2 separate regions of the Homo sapiens genome follow, and region 2 is linked to region 1. Evidence: chromatin loops called from intact Hi-C (ENCODE). Cell type or tissue: heart left ventricle. All regions are shown on one strand. Region 1 holds the start of LINC02138 (long intergenic non-protein coding RNA 2138). Region 2 overlaps PIEZO1 (piezo type mechanosensitive ion channel component 1 (Er blood group)).

What was found. Hi-C counts contacts between places; a loop is a spot of excess contacts. Peaks named below come from ENCODE experiments on the same cell type or tissue, not always from the same donor. Only the 100,000 strongest peaks of a DNase experiment are listed, where the experiment ranks them.
Region 2: it touches region 1 in a loop (8-fold over the local background); 72 of 110 quality-filtered maps call a loop at or near these places.

Annotation. Positions count from the first base shown.
Region 1 is chr16:89,164,727-89,169,726 of GRCh38, forward strand. It overlaps LINC02138 (long intergenic non-protein coding RNA 2138), which reads left to right and starts at 1,657. Exons shown (of 3, transcript NR_046200.1): 1 at 1,657-1,773; 2 at 2,411-2,580; 3 at 3,383-4,421. RefSeq lists enhancers at 2,045-2,893, 2,894-3,741. In heart left ventricle, CTCF peaks have their summits at 2,904 (motif pointing left) and 3,103; a DNase peak (open chromatin) is centred at 2,895; H3K27me3 peaks cover 3,879 bases.
Region 2 is chr16:88,734,589-88,739,588 of GRCh38, forward strand. PIEZO1 (piezo type mechanosensitive ion channel component 1 (Er blood group)) reads right to left here. Exons shown (of 51, transcript NM_001142864.4): 6 at 3,980-4,148; 7 at 3,639-3,852; 8 at 3,346-3,517; 9 at 3,140-3,226; 10 at 2,971-3,058; 11 at 2,051-2,151; 12 at 1,560-1,820; 13 at 547-658; 14 at 287-465; 15 at 62-210. It overlaps HSALR1 (HSP90AB1 associated lncRNA 1), which reads left to right. Exons shown (of 3, transcript NR_103774.1): 2 at 3,233-3,817; 3 at 3,916-5,000. Among named protein-coding and RNA genes, the nearest start is that of PIEZO1-AS1, 5.7 kb to the right of the region's middle. RefSeq lists a silencer at 2,768-2,987. In heart left ventricle, CTCF peaks have their summits at 2,892 (motif pointing right) and 3,113; a DNase peak (open chromatin) is centred at 2,983.

The DNA.
Region 1 (5,000 bases):
TTGCTCCCAAATTTGTCTCCCGTCCACTTGATATTGATTGAAAGACGATGGAGGAGGTGGGGAGGGGCGGGGCTGCCTGAGCTGACTCAGGGACCCCTAACCCCTTCCTCTCTGCCCCGATTGCAGGGGTGCCAAGCACAGCTGTGCTGGGAAGAGCAGGAGGCAGCGGAGAGGACCTGGTGCCCTCCGTGTCCAGCACACGCCCCCTGGCCTCTGCCCTCCCTCCCACCCAGCTCTGGCCCAGAAGCGCCTGCCACCAGGCGGCCCATCCTTCCAGAAGCTTCTAGCAGATGGGACCGTCATCTCCCAGCCGTGGCCCTGGCCGGCCCCCCCAAAGGGCAGGGTGTGGAATGACCCAGGGCAATGCTGGGCTCCTCCGATGACGAAGCCGGAAGCTCAAAGGGTCTCTCTGAGGACTGGGGGCCTTACCCCAAGTTTCTTCATGTCCAGGGATCAGAACTGAGAGCTGCCAGCTCCTGAGGCAGCCCTGCCCTCCACAGGTGCCAACCACCACCCAGGAGACGGGATGGTAGGAACAGTAAGATGGTGGTCAGGAGGCAGCCACCCTGGCCTCCTCCAGTCTGGGCACCACCCAGCTCCAAGAGCCAGGCTGGGTGGCCAGGGCACTGCCACTGTCCCATGGCACAGGCTACCTTCAGGGACACTGGGGATGAGGCAGCCCCTGGACTATAGATGCAGCCGGGGTCCCTTTAACTCCCATCCCTACCCCGTGCCCTTCTCCCTACCCAGAAGCTCCTGTCCTTGCAAAGGACAGCACCCCCGCCCGCCCTCCCTGGGCAGCCAGCAGTTCTCACTGCCCTCTCCGGGGTGCTCAGTGCCTGTGGCTGACGGGGAGGACAGGTTTTGGGGGCACTGCCCTGTGCTCCCCATGCCCACCCTACCATGGGCCCAGCATGCTCAGGAGGACCCCGTCACACGACCTTCCTTCCAGGGCCCCAGAGCATGCGGAGCCCCTCCTCCCCTCTGCGGCCCCTTCCTGCTCCCTCTTCCACCCTCCTCCCTCCCTCCTGTCACAGTGTTGGGTTATGGGGATAAAGGACAGAGGCCTGGGGCACTGAGGGAGGGACAGAGACACCCACGCAGCGGGGGAGAGGACAGACGTCCGGAACTGGGTAGAGATGGGCCGTGGGTGGGATTTGCTGGGGACAGAGACCTATGCAGTGGAGGAGAGGACAGACGTCCGGAACTGGGTAGAGATGGGCCGTGGGTGGGATCTGCTGGGGACACAGACCCACGCAGCAGGGGAGAGGACAGACGTCCGGAACTGGGTAGAGACGGGCCTGCCGTGGGTGGGATCTGCTGGGGACACAGACCCACGCAGCAGGGGAGAGGACAGACGTCCGGAACTGGGTAGAGATGGGCCGTGGGTGGGATCTGCTGGGGACACAGACCCACGCAGCAGGGGAGAGGACAGACGTCCGGAACTGGGTAGAGACGGGCCTGCCGTGGGTGGGATCTGCTGGGGACACAGACCCACGCAGCAGGGGAGAGGACAGACGTCCGGAACTGGGTAGAGACGGGCCTGCCGTGGGTGGGATCTGCTGGGGACACAGACCCACGCAGCAGGGGAGAGGACAGACGTCCGGAACTGGGTAGAGATGGGCCGTGGGTGGGATTTGCTGGGGACAGAGACCTATGCAGTGGAGGAGAGGACAGACGTCCGGAACTGGGTAGAGATGGGCCTGCCGTGGGTGCGATCTGCTGGGGACACAGACCCACGCAGCAGGGGAGAGGACAGACGTCCGGAACTGGGTAGAGATGGGCCGTGGGTGGGATCTGCTGGGGACACAGACCCACGCAGCAGGGGAGAGGACAGACGTCCGGAACTGGGTAGAGACGGGCCTGCCGTGGGTGGGATCTGCTGGGGACACAGACCCACGCAGCAGGGAAGAGGACAGACGTCCGGAACTGGGTAGAGATGGGCCATGGGTGGGATTTGCTGGGGACACAGACCCACGCAGCGGGGGAGAGGACAGATGTCTGGAACTGGGTAGAGATGGGCCTGCCATGGGTGGGATCTGCTGGGGAGGGGAGCGTTCGCATGGTGTGGGGGGCTGGACAGCCACTCTCTCCGGGACCACAGCTTTCTGGGCTGGGGCAGGACAAGGCCACTCATGCCCCACTTGCCCTTCTGAGGTTCAGCCAAATGAGGCTCCCACCCCCATGACTCACAAGGCAGCTGGGAGCTCCGGCACTACCCGTGGGGATGGTCAGGACTCTAGGGGCCTTGGGGGGTGTGGGCCACTCCACCGTCAGCCCCAGCCCCATCCCCAGCCACAGCCTGTCTTTGGAGGGTGCTGACTGGGGGCCATTGCAGCTTATGGATCCCTGTGAAAGCCTGAACATCGGGAGCAGCCTGGTGACCTCTGCTCTCTGGTTCCCCCAACAGTGCTGTCCCACGTCCCCACCCCTGTGGCCAGCTCCGCCCACTCAGCCTCAGCCTTGCTGGGGCCTGGCCCGACCTCAGGAGTCCCTGCTGGCCTGGCCACCCTTGTGCCTTCGCCTCAGCCATCGGGGAGGCTCGGGTGGTCTCAGGGCCAACGCCAGGTGAGACCTCAGGTGAGCTGCCCCCCACCTTCCCAGTGCTCAGGGCCAGGGAAAGGGTGGTGGGCATGGACCACACTTGCAGCCCCCCCCTGGGGCATGCCTGGCCGCTGGCCTCCCTGATCCCTGCCCGGGTTGGGGCTCCAAGGGCAGGAAGTCAAGGCGTCCACGCTTGGTGACAGTGCTGGGCCGGCCTGGAGGGGGCAGGCATGTCCAGCATGGAGACGGAAGCAGGGAAGAGCCCATCGTCCCCTCCCAGCTCTGCCCTGAACACCCTCCAGCAATCGGAGGAGCCCGCTGCCCTTCCCCCACCCGCCTCCACTGGCATCCCTGGAGCCACACTGCCCCCTGCCGGGGCTGGCGGGTGTGATGGGCCACCAGGCCACCAGCCCTGACCCCGCCAGCCCTGAGCCCGCCAGTCCTGAGCCCACCCGAGCTCTTACGGCTGCACCTTGAGCCAGTGCCTGGTTGGCTCCTCTGTCACTGTGGGGAGATGGGACGCAAAACCAGTGTCAGGCTGGCTGGGCAGGACAGGACCCCACTTCCCCAGGTCAGGGACAGGCCTGAGGGAGCCCCAGACAGGCCCGCCACCCCCTGACCCCTCTGTGCCCAACTCCCCGTAGAGCCAGGACTGACCGTCAGGCTCCAGGGACCTGCTGTCCCCAGGTCCTCAGGAGGGCCAGCACCACCCCGCCCCCACCAGCAGCCCCTCCTGTCTAACATGTCCGTCTGTCTGTCTGTCTGTCTGTCCGTGTGTTTTGAATGCCCAAGATGTTTTAAACAGACTTCTCGAATATTCTTTTCATGTGTGTTGCAGGGGGGGTCAGGGGCTTCTGAACAAAAACGGCACCCCCATACCTGATGGGGCTCCTCTGAGCCCACCTGGACTGACCCCCTGTGGCCGCCAGGGGCAGCTGGTGGCCTGCCTGAATGTGGGGGCAGTGTCACCCCTGAGCCCAGAGAGCCGGAGCACAGCAGGGTCCAGGATGGCCCCAGCTACAGACACTGCCTGGCTTCCTCCACACCCCGAGATCCAGCTGCGTCTCCTCTGTCCCGGGGAAACTTACGGGAAACTTATGGGCGGAAGTCCCTCTGCAGGGCCCACTACCCAGAGCCAGCCACATGCACTCAGGCCAGGGCTCAGGGGCCGTGGGGGCTGGTGGCCCCAGCCCTTCTGGATCCACTCCCCACCCCTCACTCACTCCGTGGGGACCTTCATCTGCCTAGATGGGCTGGTCTGTGCTCTGACGGCCCCAGGACTGGGTGTCGGCCTCACCCCAGCGCCCTGGCGGCCTCCCGGCCAGAGTAGAATGTTGGAAGGGCATGGCCCATGGCCGACGCCAGGCTCCCGGCCAGGGCCCACCTGTGTTTGTCTCCTCACCCCGGCCTCCTCCAGCCTCAGGCCCTGCCTGTCAGACAGGGGCACTTGCCCAGGGGCTCCTCAGGGAGCAGTTGGTACCTGCAGAGCAAGCCCCCAGAGCCCCTGCCACAGGCACCCCAGCCTCAGGTCAGGTCTGGAATGGACACAGCCCCCAGACCAAGACCAGGGCCTCCTCACCCCGGGGTCCCCTCCCTTGGTGTCGGGTGTCACCCAAACTCCCTGGACGTCACCCTTCTGCCCTCCACGCCCCACACCCTGGGTAGGAGCCGCCTTCACAGCTGCTAACCCCTGCCCTCCAGCCCCCACTGCCTCTTCGGTAACGGGGCTGTGACTGGCCTAAGCCCTGGGCCTCCACAGGGCCCCTGTCCAGCCCACCTTGCTCAACCGCAGCGTTCCGCATCACGCCTGCCCCTTAGTGGTTGGGGTGTGCATGTATATTTATACACTGTAATTACATAAATACAATTTAATAATCAAGGGTCAAGTGCCGTTACTGCACTGTGCAATTACAGAATCACTCCAGAGCAGACACCATGGCATCTCAGCTGAAAACCGGCACCCGCCTGCATCTATCGTGAGAAAGTTGGAAATTCCTTAGCCCAGCCTCGACCACTGCCTGCGGTGTTGGGAGGAGTGGCCAAGGGCTGGGGGTGGGGGGACCTCTGGGACATCCAAGACTGCAAGGCTCCTGGGGGGTCCGGGACCCTGTTTGTTGTCCCCCCGTTCCTCATACTGGGGAGAGGAAATAGGATGGGAACTGAGGCTGTGGACCAGGGAGCCCCCTCTACATCTTGGCCGGCCCACCCCCACCTCATGCCCATGAGGTGCGTCCCCCGAGGTGGAGAGTTGAGGTGGGCAAGGCAGAGGGCAGGAGTGATGGGGGTGAGTCCCAAAGGCTCAGGACTGCAGACTCTGGAAAAAGGAGGAGAAGGCCCAGAGTGGGGTCCTAGCTGGAGGCTTGGGGTGCTGAGGGAGGGTCCGGCGTCTCCAGGTCCACCAGGAAAGGGAAGGGCTCTTCTAGGGCTGATGGTCCTGCAGCCGAAAATGTACCCCT
Region 2 (5,000 bases), 430 kb before region 1:
AGCCCCGGGGAAGTGCACGGGGTTTCGGCGCCCCTGCCCCACCGCCCCAGCCTGGACTCACTGCTCGTCGGTGAAGCCAGTGAGGTTGCGCCAGTAGGCAGGGAAGTCCTGGAACTGGAAGGTGTAGACGGCGATGAGGACCAGCATGGTGTAGGCCACCACGAGCCACCAGAAGGCCTTGAGCAGCTTCCGCCACAGGCTGTAGTAGACCTGCCGGGTGAGGTGGGGGTGGTGAGGACCGCGGGGAGGGTCCGTGCCCCAGCCCCCATCCCGGCCCCCCAGCCACCTGGAAGAGGGTGAGGCAGAGCAGGAAGAGGAACATGTAGACAATCTTGTAGACCACGAGGCGGCCGGCGAAGCTGACCACGATGAACATGCCAGCACACACATAGATCCAGTACTTGGCGTACACGCCCTTCACCAGCTCCCCCAGGCTCTGCAACAGCGTCTGCGTCCGCGTGGGCTCTGTGGGCCAAGCCAGGGGCAGGCGATGGCATCAGGGCGGGCAGGCAGGAGGGCAACCCCCGCCTCTGGCCCACCACTCACCTGTGTCTGCCACGGTGACCTCCGTCAGCGCAGCTGGAGACTCTGCCCACTTCAGCAGCTTCTCTTTCACAAACTGGCGCAGCAGGAGCCAGAAGGTCAGGGTGTAGAGCAACTGTGACAAGCGCAGGGTGTCACAGTCAGCCGGGGGGCCCAGCACCCCTCCCACAGCCGGGGGACCCAGCACCCTCCTATAGCAGGGGGCAAGAGCTCTCAGGCGGCTGGCACCAGCCCATCCACCGCAGCCTCCCCACAGGCACCGAACACCCTCTCGCTCACACCCACTCAGAGGCACACGAGCACACACTCTCACATCCATGGATGAGTGCATGGGTTCACTTGCGCTCACACGCAGAGTCACACACGGGTTCACTAGTTCACGTGGGCACAGATCCATGCACGCACCTGCACACATGTCCACATGCTGGAGTGCATGTTTGCCCACATGCGTGCTCACATATGCACACAAGCTCACAGGTGCATATGTTGGCACACAGGCTCACAAGTTTCACAAGATGAGACCCACTGGCCTGCAAACAGGTGTCCAGACACGATGCTGGCACCCGTTTCACATGGACACGCAGGCACCCTGTGAACACATGGCCTGCACAGCTTGTCACTGAGACCCAGGGCTGTGCATGGTGCCAATGGGCAGAGCCCACGCTCACACACACTGTCAGGGGCGCAGGGGTGGTGCCTGTGCCAATGGGCATAGCCCATGCTCACACACAGTGTCGGGGCACAGGGGTGGTGCCCGTGCCAACAGAGCCCACGCTCACACAGTGTCAGGGCACAGGGGTGGTGCCCGTGCCAACACAAGGTTGTCTGTTTATTCAGTCAACAAACGCTCACTGAGAAGCTACTCTGGGCTGGCTCTGGGTGGGCAGAAGGGGACAGACAGACACATCTGCCTTCTTGGCGCTGCCACTCCCCCGGGCAAGTGGACATTGAACAGGACGACAACCCTGATGGGTCTGCGCACCCAGGCACCCCCGGATGTGGTGGTGCACACTCACCATGGCACCAAGGTCCAGACAGGGGTAGCGGGTGTGCTCCAGCCCCAGCTGGCGCAGGCTGACGGGGCCCAGGGTGGTGGGCAGCTCAGGGCGCAGGTCCATGGCCCACACGTAGCGTAGGCAGCACAGCGTCATCCCATACAGCAGGATGCAGGGCGAGCACAGCATGGCCAGTTGGTGGCGGCTGCGCACCGTCCAGATGAGGCAGGCCCAGAGCAGCAGTACGAAGGTCAGCCAGCTGTGGTAGGTGATGCTCCATACCTGCGCGGCAGAGAGGGCTGCACAGCTGCCCAGCGCACCCCACCCAGGCGATGCCCCACACCTGCGCGGCAGAGGGGGCTGCACAGCTGCCCAGCGCACCCCACCCAGGCGATGCCCCACACCTGCGCGGCAGAGGGGGCTGCACAGCTGCCCAGCGCACCCCACCCAGGCGATGCCCCACACCTGCGCGGCAGAGGGGGCCGCCCACCCCAACCCCCACAGCCGCCTACCATCATGGCAATGAGCGCGCACACATAGCTCTGGTCCATGATGAGGTGGCCCAGGCTGTGGAGCGGAGACGCCTCCCTGGGCTCAGCCCGCTTGGGCCGCACTGCAGGTGGGGACAGCGGTCAGCTTCGGCAGGTTGATCTGCAGGCCTCCCCACCCTGACTATGCCCTAAAATCTGGGCCCTGGGCAAGCACACAGCAGGAGAGACAGGCCCCCGGTGGGCTATGGGCAGAACACGAGGGCTCCGGCAATTGGGCTGACACCGTCCCTGAGCGTCAGGGATGGCCCTGCCAGCACCTGCCGTTCTCTGGGCCTCACTTTCCTTGAAAGGGTGGGAAAGGTGGCCCTGACCCCCTTTCCAGCTCTGCGCACCTGAAGACTCTCAGGACCCCCACCCCAGGGCCGTGGCTTCATTTGCTTCATTCAGAAACACATTGCAAAATGGAAAATCAAGGGTTAGGGTAAAGAAAGAAAGTAGCCAGAAAGAGCCCCCAGGCCCTCCCAAGGCGACGTGGCCAACACAGAGTTCCCAGGCCAGCCCCTGCCCTGGACGAGCGGCCTCCTGGGGCCACTGGGCCACCTGGAGCAGCTCCCAGAGCTAACAGCACAAGACAGCATAGCCACATTCTCTGGGGAGGGGTTGGGGGACCTGGAGGCCCCCCATGGGGTCTTGGGGATCAACGACGCGGCCACTCAGCTGCCCTGGGGGTCTTGGGGGTTGGTCAGTGACATGGCCACTCGGCTGCCCTGGGGGTCTCGGGGGTCACTGACACCGACCCGTGGATGTCCTGGGCCCCCGAGGGGGCGGCAGGCAGAGGTGCGGCGCGAGCATGCGAGAGCGCCAGGCGGCCACCAGGGGGCAGCACCGGCCTCCGCCCCGCCCCCCGCACCCAGCCATACCTTGCAGTGTGCGGTACTCACCAGGCCGCCGCAGGACGGAGCTCTGGCCGGTCAGCTCGTGCACGATGCAGTTATCAGCCTCGGTGTCGGGTGCTGTGGGCACCACGTGCTGTGGGCAAGCAGCGCTGAGCCATGCACGGGCTGGCCGGGCGCCCCCCACGCTGGCGTCTCCACCTGCCTGGCTGCTCACCTGGTCAGACTCCCGTTCCTGGGGCCACTGGTCCAGCTCTGCTAGCTCCAGCTCCCGAGCCTCATACCCCTTTGCCGCCTCCTTCCTCTGCAGAGACCAGCGTCTTGAGCCCAAACCAGCTCCACACCCCACCCAGAGGCAGGAGGTCCTGAGACCAGCCCCATGGCCTGGCCTCAGCCCACCCACCATGGGTGGCAGGTGCTCACCTGGCCGGAGGGGCGGTACGCGCGGAGCTTGCGCAGAGAGGCCGTGGCGTAGCACAGCAGCAGGAGGACGCCGGGGCTGGCATACACAGGCCAGTCCAGGCCGGTGTTGAGGACCAGCGCGTGGGGGCTGGAGCAGTTGGTGGGACCCACGAAGTCCTTGAGACCCAGCACCCTGTCCAGAGAAGACCCGTCACAGCCTACCACCCCAGAGGCAGTGGGGCCACAGGGGCTAGACGAGCCAGGTGGGCGGGACCAGGGTGGCAGGAAAAAGGGGCTGTGTGGCAAGCCGTTACCTAGCCCAGATGCCGGCAGGCGGGAGCAGAGCCTGTGCCAAGGGCATCTGGTAGCAGTAGAGGCAGATGAGATGGCCGGCGCCGAAGCACCCCACCGCGACGCAGAGTCTGCTGAAGCCCCGAGTGCTGATGGGAAAGTGGCAGGCCCACCAGGTGCAGAGGGCCAGGAAGAGCAGCAGGTAGACACTGGAGAGGGCCGAGGGGTGGGCGATGCCTGCGGGGCAGGGGCACACAGGGTGGTACCTGGCCAGTGCCATGTGTCCCGCTGTCTCCACAGTCATCAGGGAACTCCCAAGACCCCTCCCAGTGTGACTGCCAGTGCCCCCTGCCTCGGTGCGTACCTGCCAGTGCAAGCAGTGTTACGGCCAGGACCCGCCCAGCCGCCACCAGCAGCCAGTGGGCCGTGACTCGGAAACGAGCGGCCAGCCGTGACCTCCGTGTAGGGGCCAGCGTTGCTGCTTCCTGCAGCCCTGCCGTCGGGCTGGCATCCACATCCCTCTCATCATCATCCTGCCAAGGTCACGGACAGGGGCAAGGTCAGGTGTATCGCACTGACGCCACCTCTCCAGCCCACACCTGCCCAGCCAGGAGCGTGGGAGGCGGCCACATCCACAGCTGCTCCTCTGAGGGCCACAGGACAGCCTCCCCGGGCACAGGCCCCAGCCGTCCCTGAGGTCTGCCTGACACCTTCCTACTTCCTCACTCAAGCTCACAGTTCCTGCAGGCCTTCCTGGTAGCAGCTCCCACCCTGGCCGAAGACCCAGGGTCTGTCCTGCCAAGCCCAGGCACGTGATGACCTTGCCAGGTACAGACAGACCACAGACTGTCCTATACCACCTCATCTCCCCGAACCACGCACCCAGGGAGCAGCGGGGCCCTGTCTATACCCCGGGGGGTCTCTAGAGACCAAGGGGGCCTGAGGGACATGGCCAGGCTCCAGGGTCTCCTGTGTACCCCTGCCAGCCTTCTGGGTGGCTCTGCCTGGAAGATAGGGGTGGTACTCCTGCCCTCCCCAAGCCTCTGGGGGGACAGAGGTGGCCAGCTGCCTAGAAGAAGTGACAGGCCGGCCTGGGGCTGGGGAGAGAGACCTGCCGGGCCTGTTTTCCCTGGACCTGACTAAAGATTTCCCAGAACACAGCCATTTCCCAAACACCAGGGAAAGCCAGGTGTGGTGGAAAGAACACGGCTGTCGTCAGATGCCCTGGCTCTGGCCTGGCTGCCACCGGCCCAGTGTCCCCATCTGTGACTCGGGGGCTCTCCTGGTGGCTGAGGCGCCAGGTGCCCGGGCTGAGACCGCAGGCTGTGGGGCTGGACGATAGGCCCCACCCCAGCTCTGACAGTCTCCGTGCTCTGCAGGCCGAG